Regions from separate parts of the Homo sapiens genome. Here region 2 is linked to region 1. Evidence: chromatin loops called from intact Hi-C (ENCODE). Cell type or tissue: dorsolateral prefrontal cortex. All regions are shown on one strand. Links, peaks and the distances in the headings refer to the core of each region. The heading gives the core; the rest is flanking DNA.

Region 1 (7,864 bases), core at 1,512-6,511:
CAGGTGTATACCACCTTCTTTTTCACTTACAAAATGAACTCATGACATATATGGAATTTTATAACCTGCTTTTTTTCCCTTTCACAATCTGAGAATACTTATGCATGTATTTAAGTGATTTCTTTTTATTTAGCTAATATTCCATTGTTGGATAGATTTTTTTTTCAAATTTCTATCAATAATGCTATGAGAACATTTTTGTAAATAAGGGCACCGTATTGCTCAGCCAAAAGGTGTGCATATGTTTAAGACTTTCAATATGCGCCCAGATTGCTTTCTAGAAAGGTCTTCTCTAACTGCATTCTAACCAAGTACAGCAAAATGGCAGTTCACCCATAGTATATTCACCCATCTGTATATTATCATTTAAAAAAATACTTGCCATTTAGTAGATTAAAAATGTGTTCTCGTTATTGTTTTAATGTACTCCCTCAGCTGCTAATGAGTTTGGCAATTTTTTTATTTGTTTATTGGCCACTTGTGGTTCTATTGTGAATTGCCTATTCACATTCTTTACTCGTTTTTCACTTGGAATGTTCATCTATTTCTTATTGATTTGCAAGCCTCCATCCAATTTTAATGAAAAGCTTAAATCCCCAGCACAGCTGTGAGAAATGCTGATGGCTGCAGTTCTCTGCAGATTTAATTGTTTTAATAAGTTCCACAAAGACTCAAAGCCTAATGAAGGTATAGATCTGATCTGTGGGGCTTAGAAAAGCTATGTAATTAGAAGTTTCCTTTCTCAGTCAAAAGCCAACTATATTTATCAGTTTAACTTCCTACTTTTTTCCTATTTTGAAAAATAATACATTTAAATATATCCTACTGGTCTTGGCGGCATGGTAGGGAGGGCATCAGAACAATGTCTGGTTGTTATGTAACTCTCCAATTAATTTAGGGTCTTATTTTCTCTTTTGGTTTCATATTTTGTCTTTAAAGTGAAGGCTTCAGATCTCTTTGGTTCATTTCTGCTTTAGCTGCCTCTGGAACCTGAAGTGAGGCTGTCACCTAGCAACCAGGGCTCTGCTTATAGAAACAGAAGACTTGGCCCTGGCCAAGAGAGGAAAATCACCAGTTGGAATAAAAAGTTTTATGTTTGAACTAGAGAGCAGCCAAAGGTGCAGCGCCTAGCAGGATGCAGTCGCCAAGCTGTCCTCCCAGAGGAACCCCAGGCTCTCGGAGGCCCAGACACAGAGTTGGGGAGGGCTGATGGCTTCAGCATCAAACTTTGGGAGCTTTGCTCCCCATCCGGAGGGGCAATGGCAAGTGGAATGCTTTCGACTTGGATCCAGAAAAGAGGTTTTAACTCCCCTACCCCACAACCCCTGCATGATCTGATCTCTTGGGACCCTGGTCAGTTCTGGGGGGCCACAAGGCTTGAGGCTTCATGCAAGCATTTGGGGATGCAGGCTGCTCCCTTCGAGTTCAGTTTTATCACCTGGGTCTGAGCAGGAATATGTACTGGGCGTGGTGATGCATACCTGTAATCCCAGCTACTCGAGAGATAGAGGTGGGAGGACTGCTTGAGCTCAGGAATTCAAATCCAGCCTGGGTAACACAGCAAGACCCCATCTCAAACAAAACAAAACAAAGACTCCAGGGGCTCCCACGCTGTGAAGCTGGGGGATAATATTAACACTTCCAGGATGTTCTGCATCCATCATCAGATGTAAGGAAAACCTGGAGTAACTAGAGTTCTGGAGTCACTAAGATTCTGAGTAGAGGAAGGGACTCTAGCTGGCTTGCTGGACTTCAGTATACTGCAATCCCACTGGCAACACTGCCCCTATTTAGTAGTTACAGCATTTTCCCTTGAAACCCCACCCCCTTCCCACACAGACACCACCCACCCCCAACCATGGACTCCCACCTCCTTATTTTTCCTTCTCTTTCTCCAGGACATGCCCTGGCCAAGGGAATATTACTGAGCCTGATCAGAACACAGGCCTTAAATATTCTTCTGTGGTTTGGCTTGCTCTTCTGCCCTCTGTTATGAAAATAAAAGTCCCAGGTAGCCCCTGGTCCAGGGAGAACAAAGAGATACGTATTACAGACCTAAACTCAGCTGTGGCCTGAAGTAGAGTCATGCCAGCCAATCTCCAGGCCAATGAAAAAGAAAAATGAAATGTTTGTTGTTGTGAACCACTAAGATTTGGGGACTATTTGTTAGGCAGCTTTATTGCAGCAATACCTAACTAATACACTGCTCATTACTCACTACCACTATTTCCTTCTACATGTCCCGATACTTGTATCTTCTGAGGCCCACTTAGTCAGCTTTTCTTTCAAATCTTCAGGCTTTACTACATTCTTCTAATAAATTCCTCTCTTTGCTAAAGTTAGTGGGAATGGATTTCTGTTGCTTGCAACTCAGAATGCTGACTGGTAGAGTTCGTCTACTAAATCTCCTCTCCAGAATTGACTATGCCTCCATCTGAATTCAGAACCTTCCTCATACGATCTGAATGGTCATTTCCAGCCTTTTCCCCATCTCCTTTTGTCTTTAGGGAGCCTCGGCTGCATCCAACCGAAACAACCTGTGTCCTGAACAGGTTTCCCTGTTTCCTCCCTGGAGGACTTTGCACACATTTGGTCTGGTGGCAGCATTCTCTCTATCTTCAACTGCTGAGTCCTGTGAATCTTCTAAACATCACCTCTTCGAGGAAGTCCTTCCTGATTCTCCCCTGGAACTCCCATCTCCCCTCTGTAATACTGGATGCACTTGCCCTAGTTGTCCTAGTCTGGATGGTGCCTATCTTTCTCTAAAGAGCTGCTGTGGTTTATTGCCTTACTAGAGGAGAATTTATGGAGACCAGCACTCAGGGGTGGCAGAGAAATCCCAAATCTTTTTCAATGTCACTCATCCCCATTAATCACTTTCCAGTGGGATTTCCTGACACTTGAAATCAAGGGTCCTGTGTTGTCTACTTTTGCATTCATATGCCAAGCTCAGGGCCTGGAACAAGGGTGTACTCTAAAGGGTTATTTGAATGCAGGAATGAACAAATGCCCATCTTTTCTAGAATCTGAGTACATAATAGAAATATATTCCTGGCCAATCACGTGGTTCTTTTGATCTGGATGAAACATAGCCATGATTTTTTCACCTTGTCCAAAGATGAAGTTGGGTCTTGGACAACTGCCAAGACCTGGGTGTCAACCACAGACCAAATATTATTGAGAAACATCCAAATGAAGCACCCAACACTTAAAATTCACTCAGTTCTTAATGTTACAGTTGATGGGACCACAATGGCCTATGCTTGCAGGCTCAGTACATATAATCCATGAAACTGAGGTTTGGTGTAGGGAAGCAGGAATCTGAAACCCATGCAGACAATAAAGGGAAGGATGGGAACTGGACTCCAGACTTCCAAATTGTCAGTTCTCTATTCCTTACAAGTAGTAGAAGTTTCCATGGCAAAACAGACTAGAGAGCCTCCAAGCTGGGTTTTTCCATTGGGTCTTCCTACACAGCCTGTTAATAGGGCGGGCATCACCGTTCCTGTGCCAACCTCCACAGTCACAAAGGCTGCTATTCTGTGGCCAGGAGGATTCTTAAAATAATAGTGCTGCCTGCCTCTGTGGGCTGGAGCCAGCTGTCTCAGCACAATTGGTTCCTGAACTACAATTTCCTACTTCTGGTGATAATTGGTGTCATAGTAACTGGTCAGCCACGTCCATTTCTGTCCTGGTAGCCAGGGCTTGGTCAGGCAGGGGAGAGACCCAGAGTGAAAAGAATCAGGTGAGCATCATGTGATGGGATAGGAAAGACTTTTGGAACCAGAAAGATTCGAATTCAAATCCTAACTCTGCCACTTGCTGGTTCTGTGGGCTCCATTTTCTCATTTGTCAGGTGCGAGTGATCACTGCACCTGCCTCAAAGAGTTGATGTGAGATGAATACTGTGTCTGACATATAGTGATGGTTAGTGAATACTGTGTTACTGCATAAAATAAGAAAGAGGGCTGCCAGAGGCAGACCCTGAGACAAGGAGTTGATTTGGAGGTGATTCTGGGAAACACCAGTATGACAGTGGGGAAGTGAGTTACAGAAAGGAAGACAGTGATGCAGCAGGCTTTAATGTGTAGGTTACCCTGAGAACAGTGAGAGTTCAGTCCCACTGGGCACCTTTAAGAGTCAGGGTGGAGCATGCCTCAGCATTGTCCCCCCCAGCAAAGGGTGAGGAAGTTGAGGTATTTATCCACCCCAACTCCCACCCACCAGTGGTCATGGCTGCTGGGGAGTGGGGCTTAACTTTCCAGCACAACTTGCTCTTTGCAACAGCTTAATGGGCTTAAGAAGCCTGAGAAAGCCTGCTTTGGGCAGCAAGTTGCAGCTGCTGGCAATTGACATATGGGGTCCATGTGCATGGGAAAGATCACTGTGGGGCACCCACAGCATGTATTACAAGGGTCCAAAGCTCATCAGGAGAAACCAGGGCTGTCATACTATGTCTGAACTGGGCTAGAATTAGGATGCATGGCTGGGTGTGGTGGCTCATGCCTGTAATCCCAGCATTTTGGGAGGCTGAGGAGGGCAGATCCCTTGAGGTCAGGAGTTTGAGACCAGCCTGGCCAACATGGTGAGACCTTGTCTCCACAAAAACCAAAAAAAAATTTTAGCAGGGCATGGTGGCGAGTGCCTGTAGTCCCAGCTACTCGGGAGGCTGAGGTAGGAGAATTGCTTGAACCCTGGAGGCAGAGGTTGCAGTGAGCTGAGATTGCACCACTGCACTCCAGCCTGAGGGACAAGCAAAACTCTGTCTCAAAATAAAAACAAAAAAAGAGTTAGGATGCAAAACCTAAAAGCTTGGAGCTGGTGCGGAGAGCCTGGGGAGGTGGAAACTGAGTCAGGAATGAGGTGAGGGTCCTGGACATTTGTCATCAGCTGCCTTGGAAGCCCCAAACCCTATATTCCTGGGTGCCAGCCACATTTGTAGCAGATCAGCTTTCTCTCTATTGGGATGACCTAGGGCAACATGGGACTGTGTTGAGAGAATTTCTTACTCTTTCCAAAACACAAGGGTTACTATTTCACACACACACCCTTACCCAGCTCTTAGTACAAGCTGTTTAGCTTTAGCCATAGCATGGGCGTGGGGGAGGGTGTGCATGTGTGTGTGCAGGTCCTTGGGGGAGAACCTTAAGAACGACCACTTTTCTCATTGCCGGCAATGACTACAGATTGGGCTAAGCTGAATAGCACACTAAGACATGCACAATCAGGAAGGGATGAAGAATGGAATTAAGAAGCCCTGTGCATCAGAAAGTGGCTGAATTCTGTGTGAATCCTCCCAAAGCACACCTTCCCTTAAAGGTCAGTAGATAGAAGCTTTTTGAGATGCCTTAAGCTGTTAAAGTCCAGTGTCAGAAATTCCCACTGGGTTTGAATTTCAATGGATTACTTGAGTTCCCTGAATGCTTTGCAGACAGAAATAAAAATACATGTATATATTTGCTAATATGTATATATATATGGGTTAGGCTTTGTGACTTCTAAATGTAAGGATAATGAAATGAAAAAGTAAGACCAAAATGCCTCATCATCCTCATGGAAAAAACACCCAGGAAAATAACTTTTAGAAACCGAGTTCCCAGTAGAGCGTTCCTCGAGGTTTATAAATTTACTGATAATAGTTATCATTATTATCACAATGATAATTCTCAGTATTGCTATTTTAGCAAGTACCATTGTTTAAGAACCTTCCATCTGCTCCTTATCTTGCTTTTCATATATCTTATTGCATTGAAAGCTCAGGAATTAAGGTGTGAGGAAACAAAGGCACTGAAAGGTTGATCGATTTGCTGTGGGTTGCAGAGCAAATCAGTGGTAGAGCTGGGATTCAGCAACAGACTTTTCTGGTTCCAAAACCTGTACTTTAAATTATTCACTCCAAGTGCAGGGGGTGACATAGTTGAAATGGATTTCTTTTTAGTGGTAAAATGTTATTCTTGTAAGTACTTCTTGACCTCTTCATCTATTCTTCACTGTAGTCAGAATTTTCATCCCCCACAGCACAGTACTTTTCACCCAGCTTTGGGATTTAGTGATGGTTTCATGCCAACCAACTGTCGAGGCCACCGATATCCTGAGCCAGTATGAATTAATTTGAAGTTACACTTACGACTTGGGAGATTTAATATCAAAATCAGGATTTCTAGCTGTTTTTGAAAAATTACAGAATCAACAACACTGATACGGCCCTCCCTTCAGCTCACCTCAGTCCCCACCTGTCCCTGCTGTATCCTCGCCACTGGTGCCAAGTGACAGGAGCCACAGAGCATCACACCTTGCATTGTGTATTTTCTTACAATAAATTAAGTTTTTCTAATTGCTCCTCAATTATTTTCTCTCCTTTCTGGCATTCATAGTATTTGACTTTTTTTAAAACTTTTTTGAGACAGGGTCTCACTCTGTTGCCCAGGCTGGAGTGCAGTGGCATGATCACAGCCCACTGAAGCCTCAACCCATCCTCCCACCTCAGCTCCCCTGAGTGGCTGGGACTAAAGGGGTGCACCACCATACCTAGCTAATTTTTTGTATTTTTAGTGGAGACCAGGTTTCACCATGTTGCCCAGTCTGGTCTTGAACTCCTGGGCTCAAGCAATTCGCCCACCTCAGCCTCCCAAAGTGCTGGGATTACAGGTGTGAGCCACTGTACCTGGCCTAGTATCTGACTTTTTGGTGCCTAAAAATCAAGGATCCCCCCGCCTCCACAAGCAGTTCTTCAGCTACACCAAGAGCCATTCTGAGTTCTATCCTGTCTTCTCTCCTGTGCTCTTATCCTGCTGAATGGCACAAAGACACCAACTCAGCTTCAGACAGACTTTTGTAGAATAGTCGATCTAACCGTTGTTATTGTGACATCCAGCAACTTCCTCAGCCTCTCTAGCTTCTGCTTTCCTTATTTGGAAAACAAGCCCTGGTTACTTTACCTAAAGACAGTCAAAAGTCAAGCCAAATGGCTAAGTTTGCCCAGTACACTGGGAGCCATCCTGCCAAATGAGCGAGCCACCAAATTATCTGATTCTTTTAAGTATTCTGTTCTCATTAGCCAGCTTTCATCTTGTCTACATAATAGGATTTTATGAAATATGCAACTTGTGTCTGCCTTAGCACTCTGCTCTTCGACTGAAGACTGAAGTACCCAGAGAGAGGGAAGCTGAGGGAAGAGCCGGGGAGACAGGACTAGAGAGGCAGGCTGGGGGCTGAGGAGGCATAAGGAGAACACATTCATGAAAATATGCTCTGTAATATGAACAAGAAAGCATGAGGAATATGCTCATCAGAGTTCTCCTTATTAAAGAATATATTATGCTTCTCTTTAGCCCTTTGACTCCCCCTCTTTATCTTCAGGCTCCACCAGCAGCAGCAGAAAGCAGGAGCGGGGACATTGGATGTTCTTTTAAGACATTGTTATAAAGATGGAATGAATTCAGTCAATTGGGAAATATACTAGTACTTTCCTTACAGGATTGTGGGAAGGATTAAAGGAGCTAATGATTCTGAGGTGTGTATCGACAGCACCTCACAGTGACTCCTGTTATCACACTACTCAGAATGGCACCGCCTGCCACCCAAATCCACAATCCTCCCCACCTTCATGTGCCATCAAAACCAAGATTCTACCCACATAAGGGCGACTAAAACAGACCCCTCAAGGTTGTGGAAATGAAGGAATTAAGGATGTCCTGAGAGTTAAGCCATAAAATCAGCTCATTAAGGAATGTGCAGAAGTGCAGAGGCCCAAGAACAAGTTCCAGGCCTGCAGTGGAATCCACCCTTCGCAGGGAGAATGGGACCATTGATGGAGGCCATGGCTGACCAGGGAAGCCTGAAGGTGGGGAAGTAGAGGCTGAAC
Region 2 (6,432 bases), core at 1,433-6,432, 94 kb before region 1:
AGAGGCAAGGAGTGCTTTAGCGTTTAGTAAATTCTTCCAGATAAAGTCAATGCACATACAAGCACATCAATAAGTATCAAAGAAATACACACACACACACACACACACACACACACACAGTCTCCAAATGGAAGCATAAAATACAAAATGTTCTCTATTTTACTTTTTTCACTTAAAATATGTATTTGAGTTAGGTCAGTTTATACTGTTAGCATAATTCTACCTCAATATCTGTAAACTATTCCATTGTATGGGTGTACCTGAATTCATCTAGCCAGGGCCCTATTCATAGAAATTTAAGTAGCTTCCAATATTTTCCAATTATAACCAATGCTTCTTGAATATACATCATTCTGTACATGCACAAGTTTACCTATGGGATGAGTTTCTGGAAGTGGAACTGCTGAGTTAAAGCATATGTACATTTAGCATGTTGGTGAATATTGCCAAGTTGCTCTCTTTGGCAGTTGTTCCCAACTGTCAAAGAGAGCATCTTTATCTTTTTTTTTCTCAGCCCTTTTATTATAGAATGTATTTTATATTTGTATTAGTCCATTTTCACACTGCTTATAAAGACATACCTGAGACTGGGAAATTTACAAAAGAAAGAGGTTTAATTGGATTTACAGTTCCAAGTGGCTGGGGAAGCCCCACAATCATGGCAGAAGGCAAGGAGGAGCAAGTCACATCTTACATGAATGGCAGCAGGCAAAGAGAGAGCTTATGTAGGCAAACTCCCGTTTTTTAAAACCATGAAATATCATGAGACCCATTCACTGTTACCAGAACAGTGCAGGAAAGAGCCACCCCCATAATTCAATCACCTCCCACTGGGTTCCTCCCTGGACATGTGGGAATTATGGGAGTTACAATTCAAGATGAGATTTGAGTGGGGACACAGAGCCAAACCATATCAATATTTATATTATATTTGGGCATTATATTGATTTTTAAAAATATCGTGGGTATAGCATCAAAGATAAACAAAACTGGACAGTAGTTAAGGTGATAAGGACAGGTTTTAATCAGTGATATTTTATTGCAATAGGGAAAAGAGTCAAGCGTGAACTGAATGCAATTTGAATTTGTAGAGAGGTGACCGGATGTTTTAAAGGGAGAAGAGGGAATAGGAAGGAGGTTAAGCAGGATTTCAATAGAGTCAGGAAAATGAAAAATTACAAAAAGTGGGACACAGGTGATGGTGGGGGGTGCAATGGTCCATTTGAAACCCATCTGGGCTTGTAAACTGGTACTTTTCAAAGTCAGGCTCTTACAGTAAATTCTTTTAGCGACCTTGAGTTTTCTCAGGGAGGCACTTTAAGAGGGAAGGAAGGTAGAGGTATCCTAAGAATGTGGCCTTGAGCTGTTAGGAACTATGTTAGTGCTTGTTCAAGTCTTTATAGGCCAAGGTTGGGGCCTAGTTGAGAAGGGCTCAGAGGAACCTGGCTAGAGTTTGGTCAAGGAGACAGCCTTTGTTAGTAGGTATATTATAACCACTATAAATGCCATTTTAGGATGATAAAGGAAGAGTGTGAAATATCTGTTGTCAAAAGTGGTTGTGGAGTCAGATGGGGATAGGAATCCAGATCTTAAAAGTATGGACATCACACTCCACCTGTTTCCTGCCATGATAACTCAACATAGGGAAAGTAGAAGAGCAAAAGTTTGGATCAGGGATTGAAGGCAGGGGCTCCAGCAAAATGGGATGCAGTGTGGGGGTCTAGGGGAATGGGGCCAGAACATGGTCACCAAGACAGAGAAGTGGTGTAGAAAGATCACTGAACACATCTGTTCTTCCTCCTCACTGTGCTAACTATTGACCATTAGGCCAGACCACACCAATCAACCTGTGCTTGGCTTCTCCTAGACAAGCCTAAGAGCCAAGGGTAGAAAGCAAGTTCCCAGATTTCAGCAGGGAGGTGGACAGTGCCAGCGTGGGAAGTTCTCTGGAGGTCCAGGGTTTTAGAAAAAGCAAGTCTGGGGCTACTTTGCATAAGGATAATGCTGAGCAGTGCCCAAAGGGCATGTTGGTGGAGAAAGTCACCACAAGAAAAAGAGAAAAAAATGTCATGCTGAAGAGAAATGGTATTTGGATGGCAGGAATTTTACCATGAAAGTAAAAGTTCTATTTAGATTTTTAAAACATCCATTCCTTAAGGAATAGCATGAACCTCCAGCATGTGCAACGAAATGAAATGCTAAAAGTTGGCAGCTTGGAAATGAGGGGTCTGTGCACATATTTTCCTAGCATCCAGAATGATGAGCAAAGGAAGGAGATTGTTTACCATCTTCCTCAACATCCCCAGAGATGGCTGGCAACAGACGGGCCTCCAGATGAATGAAGGGCTTCTGAGTGCTGGGTGCAGGGTCTACTGAGAACTTGAAGAGGAGTGAGAAAGTGATTTTTATCTGCCAGATTGCATTTCTTATGTAAGTTGCTGGAGCTTGAAGTTGAGAGGAAAGAGACTCAGTCTTCAAACAAGAATCTTGGTTTACATTTTGGGTCTCTGTCTTGCTTTGCATACCTCCCCACAACCCCACAAGAAAACCAGACTGTTAGATGAAGACCTAGATGCAGGTGGTATATTTGGGAGAGCACCCCAGAGAGCTGAACTGAGGAGGTGGAAAGTGAGACAGGAAAGCGAGAAAAGTCAATAACTTGTGAGTTAACAAGCAGGTGACTGCTGGTGACAACTGGGGCTCAGTCCTGCCTGGGCTCCTTTGAGAAGATGAATGCCCTAGAATTGTCCCACTGGAGCATTTATCCATGGCCTCTACCTCCTATTGTTTGAGGGTTACTCCAGCAGGCAGGGTTGGGAGAGGCCTGCTAGTGCTAAGACAGGCAGAGGAGAAAGGTGCTGCTACTCAGTGTGGGAAGACAGAAGCCTGTCTTGAAATAGTCTCCTGCAGCTGCAGGTGAACCAGAGTGGGTGGAGGGGCCCTGGGGTGCAGCATCAACAGTGTCTCCCACAGCCCCTAAGCACAAACCTCAGGAAAGACCCTATTACATTCTCAAACTGCAAAAACACACAAGTGTAACTCTTTTGTTCTTGGTTTTGGGGAAACATGTACACCAAGACATACAAATATTTTGCCCTGGAGAAATGCTCAAGAAATATGTTCTTTTTTCCATGCCAGACACTGTTCTCTTTCCTCTCTGACCCTGGGAATTTCATAGTGAAAATGATACTAGATTTGAGTCCTAGGTCTCCCATCCACTCTCTGTGTAACTTAGAGCAAGTAACTGTGGTTTTGTGACCCTGCATTTGTACAACTGTCAAATGAGGTGGATAGGAATCAGTCCCTAGAACATTGTGAGGTCTGAAGGGGCTAAACTACAGCCATGTGAGATGAGGCCTTAGGATCAAGAAAATTTGCATTTTTGGTCATTTTCCACTTTCAGCTCTTAGAACAAAAAGGCTGGTCTCTGAATAAGACATTGAGGAAGAAACAGCCCATGGGAGGGTGGTATAGAGGTGACAGGCATCTTGGGACTATCCCGGTTATGTAAGTCCATCCCAAGGCTCCGGAGTGCCATCACTCACTCTCTTTTATGAGAACAGTGGCTTCTTGAGGTAAAAGCAGAGGGAAAACAACACTAAAAGCTCAAGTCCACTAAAACGATAAAGTTGCAGGAGGTTTATTCTGGGCTCCCTGTGGACGACCCCTTGTATGATGAGATGCTAATTTTAAAGATAAATTATGGATGCAGAGAGCAGGAGAGAAAGTGCAGCTATTTCTTGGCAGCCCTAATTGCTGCGAGAGGTGCCAGGCTGCTAAAGGCATACGCATGTACTGTGCACACAGCCGAGAAAATCAGAAGCCAGGAGCGGGGTTTGTTATCAGCCAAAGCCCTGGAACTTACAAAGCAATCTGTTTTCCTTGAGAAGACACAGATGGCCCTACAGGGTTGGTTTAGAGATGCTGCTGGTTTCATGGATGTGTTATGTTTCTTTTTCTTCTGCTCGTAACTATTTTCTTTCTTGCTTTAAAAAGGACCATACCATAGGCAGTGTGATTGGGAAGAGCTTGCCTTTACACAGCAGGCCTGCAAATATTAACATAGATGCTTTATCAGATGCTGGGTGCCCTGCCCACATCTATTCTCCAGGGTTGGCCTGACTTCCAGCTCCCTGCCCCTGTGACTCTTTGCTCCAGTGTTCTTTCTGGAGTGGGGACCCAGGTTTCAAGTGTTGGAGGATTATTGCCCTGTGGGAGCAGCCCTCAACCAATAACTAATGGGAATTGGTGGAGAGTTAACTCAGCTCTCCCATCCTTCCAGAGGTTCACAGGCCATGTTCTATGTTGGCTCCTGGAGTTCCCCAGTAGGACCCAACTCCAGTGGCCCTTGATGGTAGCATGTGCAGAAATGTGCCCTTTAGTGGTGGAAATTCTCTGCCCTGTCTCACTTCTTCATTTTCATATCTATGTTTCCTGGGATCACCTCCCAAATAAATCACTGGCCCTCAAAGCTTTTGCTCAGCATCTACTTATGGGAAAATGCAAGCTACAATGGTTGAACTTTCAGCTTCCATCAACTTGAGACATGTTCCAGAGTTTAAAATATTCTTCACTTGTATTACCCCTGTCCACAGGCAATGAATCTCCTGCTGGCCACGTGGCTAAGAGACTTGCACAGTCCTAGGATCCTTGATAAATGGGGCAGGTGTTTGGCTTTGGAGATTTTACTTCGGCCAGGGGCCAGGGACTGATGTGTGGATGTGAACACTAAGACTTATCTTTGCAGGTTGAGAAGATTGCTTTTATACAAGTTGATAAACCATTTGCTGAATGTTTCATGGCCCCTAATGTTCCCTCAGGGGTGGCCTTACCCCAACATTCAGACCCTCATCCTTTCTTTAGGGGCCCCTAAAATATGGTTTGGCTCCGTGTCCCCACTCAAATCTCATCTCAAATTGTAATCCCCACATGTCGAGGGAGGGACCTGTAATCCCCACCTGTTGAAGGAGGGAGGTGATTGGATCATGGGGGCCGTGTCCCCCATTTTGTTCTTGTGATAGTGAGTGAATCCTCACAAGATCTGGTTTTAAAAGTGGCAGTTTTTTCCTGTATTCTCACTTCTCTCTCTTGCCACCATGTGAAGAAGGTCCTTGCTTCTCTTTTGTCTTCTGCCATGATTGTAAGTTTCCTGAGGCCTCCCCAGCCATGTAGAACTGTAAGTCAATTAAACCTCCTTGGTTCATAAATTACCCAGTCTCAGGTGGTGTCTCTATAGCAGTGTCAGAATGGACTAATATAGTAAATTGGTGCCAGGAGTGGAGTACTGCTATAAAGATACTCAAAAATGTGGACACAGCTTCGGAACTGGGTAACAGGCAGAGGTTGGAACAGTATGGAGGGCTTAGAAGAAGACAGGAAGATGTGGGAAAGTTTGGAACTTCCTAGAGACCTGTTGAATGGTTTTGACCAAAATGCTGATAGTGATGTGAACAATGAAGTCCAGGCTGAGGTGGTCTTAGATGGAGATGAGGAACTTATTGTAAACGGGAGTAAAATTTGCTCATGCTGTGCTTTAGCAAAGAGACTAGTGGCATTTTGCCACTGCCCTAGAGATCTGTGAAACTTTGAACTTGAGAGAGATGATTTAGGATATCTGGTGGAATAAATTTCTAAGCAGCAAAGCATTCGAGATGTGACCTGGATTATTCTGAAAGCATTCGGATTTATGTGTTCACAAAGAGATGTTTTGAAATGGTAACTGATGTTTAAAACAGAAGCAGAGCATAAAAGTTTGGAAAGTTTGCAGCCTGATGATGCAATAGAAAAGAAAAACCCATTTTTCTCAGCAGAAATTCAATCTGGCTGCAGAAATTTGCATATGTAATGAGGAGGCAAATGTTAACAGCCAAGACAATGGGGAAAATGTCTCCAGGGCATGTCAGAGATCTTGGTGGCAGCCCCTTCTATCACAGGCCTGGAAGCTTAAGAGGGAAAAATGGTCTTGTGGGCTGGACCTAGGGCCCTGCTGCTCTGTGCAGCCTCAGGACTTGGCACTCTGCATCCCAGCTGCTGCTGTTCCAGCTCAAGCTGGTGTTAAAGGGGGCCAAGGTACAGCTCAGGCCATGACTTCTGAGGGTGCAAGCCCCAAGCCTTGGCAGCTTCCATGTGGTGTTGGGCCTGGGGATGCGCAGAAGTCAAGAATTGAGGTTTGGGAACCTTTGCCTAGATCTCAGAGGATGTACGGAAATGCCTGGACGTCCAGGCAGAAGTTTGCTGCAGGAGTGGAGCCCTCATGGAGAACCTGTGCTAGGGTAGTGTGGAAGAGAATGTGAGGTTGGAGCTCCCACACTGAGTCCCCATTGGGGCACTGCTTAGAGGAGCTGTGGGAAAAGGGCCACTGTCCTCCAGCCCCCAGAATGGTAGTTCCACTGACAGCTTGCACTGTGCACCTGGAAAAGCTGCAGACACTCA

Evidence for each region. A loop is a pair of places that touch in the nucleus more often than their neighbours do. Peaks named below come from ENCODE experiments on the same cell type or tissue, not always from the same donor. Only the 100,000 strongest peaks of a DNase experiment are listed, where the experiment ranks them.
Region 2: a loop joins it to region 1, with 2.1 times the contacts of the local background. A loop is called at or near these places in 2 of 110 quality-filtered maps.

What each region holds. Positions count from the first base shown.
Region 1 is chr3:42,368,441-42,376,304 of GRCh38, forward strand. It overlaps a transcript of LYZL4 not described here. Among named protein-coding and RNA genes, the nearest start is that of LYZL4, 38 kb to the right of the region's middle. RefSeq lists an enhancer at 1,199-1,827. In dorsolateral prefrontal cortex, for the core only: no CTCF peak of the experiment used is centred there; a DNase peak (open chromatin) is centred at 3,531; H3K4me3 peaks cover 6 bases; H3K27ac peaks cover 2,793 bases.
Region 2 is chr3:42,274,031-42,280,462 of GRCh38, forward strand. No RefSeq gene overlaps it. Among named protein-coding and RNA genes, the nearest start is that of CCK, 11 kb to the left of the region's middle. In dorsolateral prefrontal cortex, for the core only: no CTCF peak of the experiment used is centred there; a DNase peak (open chromatin) is centred at 3,811; H3K27ac peaks cover 3,723 bases.